Regions from separate parts of the Mus musculus genome. Here all the other regions are linked to region 3. A link is a loop called in an ENCODE intact Hi-C map of the cell type or tissue named here. Cell type or tissue: heart. All regions are shown on one strand. Region 1 holds the start of Hspbp1 (HSPA (heat shock 70kDa) binding protein, cytoplasmic cochaperone 1). Region 2 holds the start of Rpl28 (ribosomal protein L28). Region 3 holds the start of Kmt5c (lysine methyltransferase 5C).

The links. A loop is a pair of places that touch in the nucleus more often than their neighbours do. Peaks named below come from ENCODE experiments on the same cell type or tissue, not always from the same donor. Only the 100,000 strongest peaks of a DNase experiment are listed, where the experiment ranks them.
Region 1: it touches region 3 in a loop (8-fold over the local background); 9 of 42 quality-filtered maps call a loop at or near these places.
Region 2: a loop joins it to region 3, with 4 times the contacts of the local background. A loop is called at or near these places in 22 of 42 quality-filtered maps.

The regions. Positions count from the first base shown.
Region 1 is chr7:4,684,077-4,686,576 of GRCm38, forward strand. It overlaps Hspbp1 (HSPA (heat shock 70kDa) binding protein, cytoplasmic cochaperone 1), which reads right to left and starts at 905. Exons shown (of 8, transcript NM_001360629.1): 1 at 818-905; 2 at 196-490. The coding sequence starts at 399. In heart, a CTCF peak has its summit at 980; DNase peaks (open chromatin) are centred at 315 and 1,025; H3K4me3 peaks cover 1,549 bases; H3K27ac peaks cover 1,467 bases.
Region 2 is chr7:4,791,343-4,793,842 of GRCm38, forward strand. Rpl28 (ribosomal protein L28) reads left to right here and starts at 1,623. Exons shown (of 5, transcript NM_009081.2): 1 at 1,623-1,656; 2 at 1,979-2,067; 3 at 2,161-2,284. The coding sequence starts at 1,987. In heart, no CTCF peak of the experiment used is centred here; a DNase peak (open chromatin) is centred at 1,539; H3K4me3 peaks cover 1,712 bases; H3K27ac peaks cover 1,666 bases.
Region 3 is chr7:4,738,635-4,741,134 of GRCm38, forward strand. It overlaps Kmt5c (lysine methyltransferase 5C), which reads left to right and starts at 1,493. Exons shown (of 9, transcript NM_146177.2): 1 at 1,493-1,605. Gm24537 (a small nuclear RNA gene) reads left to right here and starts at 198; the gene lies at 198-299. It overlaps Gm42369 (a long non-coding RNA gene), which reads right to left and starts at 1,446. Exons shown (of 2, transcript XR_881802.3): 1 at 658-1,446; 2 at 356-568. In heart, a CTCF peak has its summit at 1,504; a DNase peak (open chromatin) is centred at 1,337; H3K4me3 peaks cover 2,441 bases; H3K27ac peaks cover 1,959 bases.

The DNA of each region.
Region 1 (2,500 bases), 55 kb before region 3:
ACTCATCATGAGACTTCCCAATACAAGGCTGCGATCGGACACTTTACAGCTGACCTTCACCCTATCATGATGCCACATTTAGACTCTAGCTCACCACCCAGGAAGACAACAGCTTGTAGCTCACTAAGCCACTCTCCCCAAGACACTTAGATCCTCAGGACCCTCACCCAACCTTCTTAGGTCCTCATACTTTACCTCCTCGCTCATGGGTTCTGGAGGGGGGTCTGGCTCCTGAGAACCCGCAGTAATAGCCATCTGCAGCAGGCCTTGGAGGTTCCGTGGAGGCCGGGGGTTGCCTGAGCCCCCCGCCGAGGAACCACTGCCCCCTGACGAGCAACCCTGAGAGGCCGGAGGCAACGCAAGAGGGAGGCGACTGCCCCCTGAGCCTTTGTCTGCCATGGACTTTCTGTGAAGGAAGAATGTGTTTAAAGGAAATTGATGGTCACCGCTGAGGCAGCAATGGTGTCCGGATGGGTCGACTCTTGAAGGTCTGCTGAGAAGGTGGAGTTTTGAAGGTGTTAGGAGTCTTCTCATGATCCCAAACCATTCTGCCTGCAACCACCTTAACCATAGCCCCCTTTCCTTCCTTCATACTAACAGGACCCTTGCCCAAATCCAGATGTCCCTCCTTGCTCCCTAGCAACAGGCCCCACCTACTCCCTGGCAACGAGCCCCCCCAAGCTCCCCAGCTTGCGTCCTCGTCTCTTAGCAACCCCACTGCCCCGCCTCCATGGCAACAAGCCTTCGCTCAGTCTCCTTAGCAACAATTCTCCTCCCGTGTCTTTGAAGAGGGGCGCCCCAATGGGGCTGATCTCACCTTGCCGGGTCTAGAGCTGCCACCACGCCTAAAGATAGACTAGGCTGCACCTGACTCTACTGGGCGCCGCCATCTTTACCGGAAATACGCAGTTCTCACACGGAAGTGCCTCACCCCAAGCTGTTTGCCCAGTTCTAAGCAGCACCTCTTAGCGGATGCGGCACTTAGCTCCGCCTCTGTCGACTAGGCCCCCACCACTTTCTCTTTGTCACGCCCCTACATTTCGCGCTTTTGTTATAAGCCCCGCCCCCTAGCTCCTCTGTTTATCTTAGCAAACAAGGGACTTTCATGGCGAACTCCTCCCCTCCCAGGCATAGGCCCCGCCTATGCCCATATTCCCCGCCTCTTTTCTAGGCCTTTCGGCCTGTCCCAGTCAAGTCCCGCCTCTTAGTACCTGGAACTTCAGCTTGTCCTGTTCGGCCACGCCCCTGCGTAGGCCACGCCCCTTCTCTGCTGCTGCTGCTGCTGCTGCTGCTGCTGCTGCTGCTCAGACGGTTTTGTTCCTCACTCAACTGATTTTAACTGCATTTGCTCCTAGAGTCTCGGGATATCTCCCCTAATATCCCACCTTTGTAACCTGAGACTCGGGCTCACTTTTTTCTAGGCCTCAGTTTCCCCATTTATTACCGGTTTCAGTGTGGAATACTCTGTGTGAGTTGTGTGTCTTCATGTGACTATGCATGGTGTGTGGGAAGTCCCATGTCAACATCAGCTGTCTTCCACCTTCGATCTTCCAATCATTTTAAAAATATTTTTAGAGTTACTTATTTATTTATTTATTTATTTATTTATTTATTTATTGGGTTTTTCGAGACAGGGTTTCTCTGTGTAGTCCTGGCTGTCCTGAAACTCACTTTGTAGACCAGGCTGGCCTCGAACTCAGAAATCTGCCTGCCTCTGTCTCCCGAGTGCTGGGATTAAAGGTGTGGGCCACCACTGCCCGGCTAGATTTTATTTTTAAAGATTGTTTTTAATTATGTAGTAGGGGAGGAGGCAGATGCCTGTAAATGCAGGTTTCTATGGGGCCAGAGACAAAGGACAAACTAAAGCTGTAGTTACAGGCAGTTATGAGACAACCAATATATATATATATATGGGTGCTAGGAACCAAGCTCAGGCTCTTTGCAAGAACAGTAAGTACTCTTAATGACAAGCTATCTCTTCAGCCTCTTAAATTATTGTTGTTCTTTTAATTTTTTTGTAGACTTACCTATTTACTTGTGTACAAATAGTTTGTGGTTGGTTAGTTTTTGTTTTGTTTTTTGAGACAGTGTTTTACGGTATAGCCTTGGCTGTCCTGGAAGTTACTCTGTAGACCATGCTGTCCTCAAACTCACAGAGATCCACTTTCCTCTGCCACCTGAGTGCTGGGATTAAAGGCGTGTGCCACCACTGACCCTGAACATTTTGCCTGCATGTATGTGCGTGCACTGTATGCTTGCTTGATGGATTGCCAGGAACTGGAGTTACAGATGGTTGTGAGCCATCATAATTGGGTGCTAGGAGTTGAACCTGAGTCTTCAGCAAGAGCAATAAAGCAACAAGAGTTCCTAATCATTGAAATATCTCTCATTGAACTCTCTCTCCGTCCCACCCCACCCCTCTTTTGTTTTTTGTTTTGGAGATGGTTCCTTATTTTGGTGTTTTGTTTTGGGGAGGCTCTCAGTATGTAGCCTGGGCAGG
Region 2 (2,500 bases), 53 kb after region 3:
GGCTGGAGAGATGGTTCAGCGGTTAAGAGCACTGATTGCTCTTTCAGAGGTCCTGAGTTCAGTTCCCAGCAACCACATGGTGGCTCACAACCATCTGTAATGAGATCGCATGCCCTCTTCTCGTGTCTGAAGACAGCTACAGTGTACTTATAAAGAAAAGCTGCCGGGATTGGCCAGGTATTGCTGAGGACAGACATGGAATGTTTCTGCATAGACAGAACCAGGCATGAAAGAATAGGTATTTAACACTGCAGCAGTACATTTTTAGAGAGGTCTGAAAATGGTTCATTGGGCACTGGTGTTTGTGTGGGACACGGTCAAGAAGAGTAATGGAACCATCTGCCATCTGAAGACTTCACGCCAGAGCAAATCTTTAAAATAGTTCATGCATCCATTTAAACAACAAGTCTTGAGGACTCAGTGATTAAGAGCACTTGCTGCTCTCGCAGAGCACCTGGGTTTGGTTACCAGCTCATATGAGGCAGCTCACAGCTGCCTGAAACTCTAGTTTCTCAGGATCAACGGTTTCTTTTGGACTTTGCATTTTACATGTTAACACAACACCCACATACATCATAATTAAAATTAATAAATCTGAAGCCAGGCGTGATGGCGCACGCCTTTAATCCCAGCGCTCGGGAGGCAGAGGCAGGAGGATTTCTGAGTTGGAGGCCAGCCTGGTCTACAAAATGAGTTCAGGGAGAGCCAGGGCTACACAGAGAAACCCTGTCTCAAAAAAACAAAAACAAAACAAAACAAAACAAAACAAAAAAACAAAACAAAAAGGAGTTGCAGAGATGACTTAGTGGTTAAGAGTTTTGGCTGCTCTTCCAGAGGACCCAGGTTCTATTCCCAGCACCCACATGGTGGCTCAAAAACTGTCTAATTGAATCCAGGCACCAGGCAGGCACATAGCATTCATATATATATCCAGGCTTAAAAAGAAAGGAAATTAAGAAATTAAGAAAGCCCTCATACATATTACAAAAAAAAAAAAAAAAATAAGTTGGGACTGGAGAGAGAGACGGCTCAGAGCACTGGCTGCTCTTCCAGACAACAGTGGTTCAATTCTCAGTAGGCACTATCTGTAACTTTAGTTTCAGAGTATCCAACAAAGGCGTGCGCCACCACGCCCGGGAAAAATAAATAAATCTTAAAATCAATTAAGCTCCACTTAATGTGAGATCTGGAATCCTCAATATTTGCATCCACAGGCTGAGGCTGGAGGATCCCACCTCGAAATCTACTAGACAAGGGCGCAAAACCGTTTTTTTTTTTCAAAATATGTATTAGTGCCCACCATGCGCTAAGTGCAGACTGAACAGATCAGGGTGATGCGATGGGAACATAGCTCTAGGAACTCTCTCTGCTTTTGGATCCTCACGAAAACCGAGTCACCGAGTTCCGAAAACTTCCTACCCCACCCCGGCGCCTCATCACGGTACGCACCGCGAGAACTCGCCGGGACCTTCAGACGAAGAGCTCCGAAGGTTCCCGAGTCAAAAAGACTCGGAGGCGGAACCCAAGGCCCAGAGGAAGCTGGGTAGCCGAGTTCAGGCGCGCCACGGGAGGAAGCGGAAATGCGTTGCCATTTTAAAGGTGTCGTCCCGCCTCTCGTGTCTCTCTTTCCGTCTCCGGCCGCCATAGGGAGAGGAGGTGAGTGTGAGGCCTCTGTCCGTCCCGCGTGGCCGCCATCTCGCTCCCACGGCCTCGGTCTCCTGCCTGGGCTTTCTCTCCTTGTACCCAAGCACCATTCGCTGCCCTCATTCCCCACCGGAAGTGGGGCCTCAGCGTCCCTTCCCCCTTCTAAGTCTCCGCGGTGTTAGCTCGGCCTGCCTCCTTTGCTCACCCTTTCCTCGGCCGTGTAAAGCTCTTGCTCGCTTTTTCCCAACGGTGCTGCCGCTTACCCAGCCGCCTGTCCACGGCCTGCTTCTTTCTGACATCTTTCACACCCCCCCCCCCCCCGGCTTCTCCCCAGCCGCCGCCATGTCCGCGCATCTGCAGTGGATGGTCGTCCGGAACTGCTCCAGTTTCTTGATCAAGAGGAATAAGCAGACGTACAGCACGGTGAGTCGGGCCCGCGTGTGAGGGGCACTGTGGCTCTTTTGCGTATCGGAGCCTCCGGGCCTTAACTTAACATCGTGTACACCTATTCCCCAGGAGCCAAATAATCTGAAAGCCCGAAACTCCTTCCGCTACAACGGGCTAATTCACCGCAAGACCGTCGGAGTGGAGCCGGCCGCCGATGGCAAAGGGGTCGTGGTAGTTATGAAACGCAGATCCGGTGAGCCTTTGCACACGATAGCGCTCCCTTTTTCCAGGGTCCAGAACTGCCCTTCCTCTGACTTCCCGGCTGTGTAAGGTGATCTTTAAATTAAGAAGTGTAGAGAGAAACTTAAGTACAGTTTCTCTATGTAGACCTCAATGTCCTGGAACTCTACATCAGGTTGGTCTAGAACTCAGAGATCCACCTGCCTCTGCTTCCTGAGTGCTTGGATTA
Region 3 (2,500 bases):
CCTAACCCGGAGAGCTGCTTAGGGTAGGGAGCTGTCTTAGAATTTAGGAGAGAGAAGGGTGGTGAGGCATGGACCTCAGACACTTGAAAGTATATCAGTGTATGATATTTGCTTTGTAGACGCAACCATGAAGCTGTGAGTTGGCAAAACCCCAAGATCACAGAACGGTGCAAAACTTCAGCCTCCTTAAAAACAAAATGTTGCAGCAGCACATATACTAAAATTGCAGCGATACAGTGAAGATTTGCATGGCTCCTGTGCAAGGATGACGAGCAAATTCATGCCTGATCTACATGGTGAGTTCTAGGACAGTCAAAGCTCATGTCTCAAAAGAGAAGCTACTATGATTTAATCAATTGTGTGTGTGTGTGTGTGTGTGTGTGTGTGTGTGTGCGTGCGCGCGCGCGCGCGCGCGCCTTGGCATGAATGTGGAGGTCAAGGACAACCTTCAGGAGTCGGTGCTTTCTTTCCATTATGCGGATCCTGGCTATGAGACTTGTGGGCAGGTGCTTTTACACACTGGGCCATTTCAATGTCCCATCTCACTTCAATCGGTTGTTCCTTCAGTCTGTAGTAACAAAACATTCTGTGCTGTAGGCATTATCCTAACCCACCAAATAGATAACTCAGGAAAGACAAAAACAAAAGTAAGCTTACTTGTTTGGACGTAATTATGATATCCTGCTAATTATACTTGCAGGATTGAAGAGGTGGGTAATCTTAATTAAGGGGTTTCCCCAGGGGAGTGCCCCATGAATCAGAGCTTGTCTTCTAAGTCCCAACTTCTCAGCGTCGTCTCTTTCTGAACTGTTCACAGGCAGGACAAGAAAACTTCACAGAGTTCTTGTAGGTACAATTTTCCAAAGATAAGGAATACTGGGAAAGAGAAAAGATCTTCTTGCTAAGCAGGGTTGGCACTGAAGTTTTGTTGCCATGGCAACCAATGGTCTCCTGGGGCCGGGAGCGCGATGGCGCGTGTGTGCATTCACCTCTTTCCTTCCTGGTTCGCTCAGGGATTTTGCCCCACTTCAAGCTGAAAGAAAGAGAATAGAGCTCCGGATTTAGGGTGATGGGCGGAGGCCTTAACGAATGGAAGCGTGGTCCTGTCCAAGGCCAACCAATAATATACGAAGTTTGTCTCTGACAGAGCCCTCCCTCTTTTCACTTGGACCTGAATAACCTGACCCAAACAGAGTTTCTGTTGGAGCGACGGCTCTTTAAGCCAATGAAAGCACTGATTTGGGACAGTGCAGAAGAAGAGGCGGGACAGATTTTTATGGCAACGCCTGAATGACAGCGACCCGAGCCATTGGCTGTAGTTCGCTGGATTTATTGACAGAGTGGGCGTGGAGGGGTTTTGTCAGGGCACCGACTGGGGCCAGAAGAGGCGGGAAAAAGAGAGCAATGAGAGTCAGCCAATAAGAACAGCGCGAGTTTCATAGCAACGGAAGAGTGACGGCGGGTTGGGCCAAAGGAAGGTTAAGCTGTTTGTTACGCCGGCCGAGGGGAGGCGCGGCGGCTGTGTCGGACGAGAGCCGGAGGAGGCGGTGGGTGGAGGTGGCGGCTGCAACGCGGGTTCCTGAGGAGAAGGAGGAGGAGAAGCGGGTGAGGGGCGGCGCGGGGCCCGACCTCTGAGCCCCCTCTTGGCCCCCGCCCCGCGCCGCCCGGCCTCCCAGTCACCCCCTGAACCGGCTGTCCCCGGGCCCTTCCTCGAACCTTGCGGTCCAAGTCTCCAGCCCCGCGGATCTACGCGCTCCTCACTCGTACCCTTCCCTGCACCCTTGGAGCCCATGCAGACTCCTCTCTCACTCTCAGGACTTTCCTTGCACCTTAGGAGTCGCTCCTTGCCCCACCAGGGCCCATCCCCACCACCTTTTCCTGCATCGTAACCTACCTACCCTGTCACACTCAGGGCACTTCCTGACTCCTGTCTCACTATCCTGGTCTCTGAGGCCCTTCCTCTGACTCTCTGTTTCCCCAGCCCCCTTCTGCAACCTTCCCAGGCTTTAGTTAGCTACTTAGCGCCCTCAATTCCCTCCTCGAACCCGTAGGATCTTTCAGGTTTCCATCACTTCAAATCCCCCAGGATTCCCTCAAACCCTGCTTGGAACCGCTAAGCCCTTCCCTTGGACCCCAGGCATATCTACCCTTTGGATTTCGTGGGCTCCTCCCTTGCAACCTCAGGTGCCTTCTTCCCCCCACCCCCGCCAATCCTGACTTCCCTCCATCTTTCTCTCCCCTTTCTCTCCCTTCACATCATACTCCCTACACCTCACTTTGTCTTTTCCCAGCTTCCAGGCTTTTTTTCTAAGCACCCTCTTCATTTAACCCAGACCGTTTTTTTTCCAGATCTTTCTCCCAGAGTGGCGGAGTGTGTCTTGCCACACTCTGCCTTCTTGCTCTCTCCCAAAGCGCAGAATTGTCAGACACACCACAGTGAGGGTACTGGGTAACCTGGCCCTCCATTTTATTTGATTTGGTTTTCTGAATCTATTTTTTT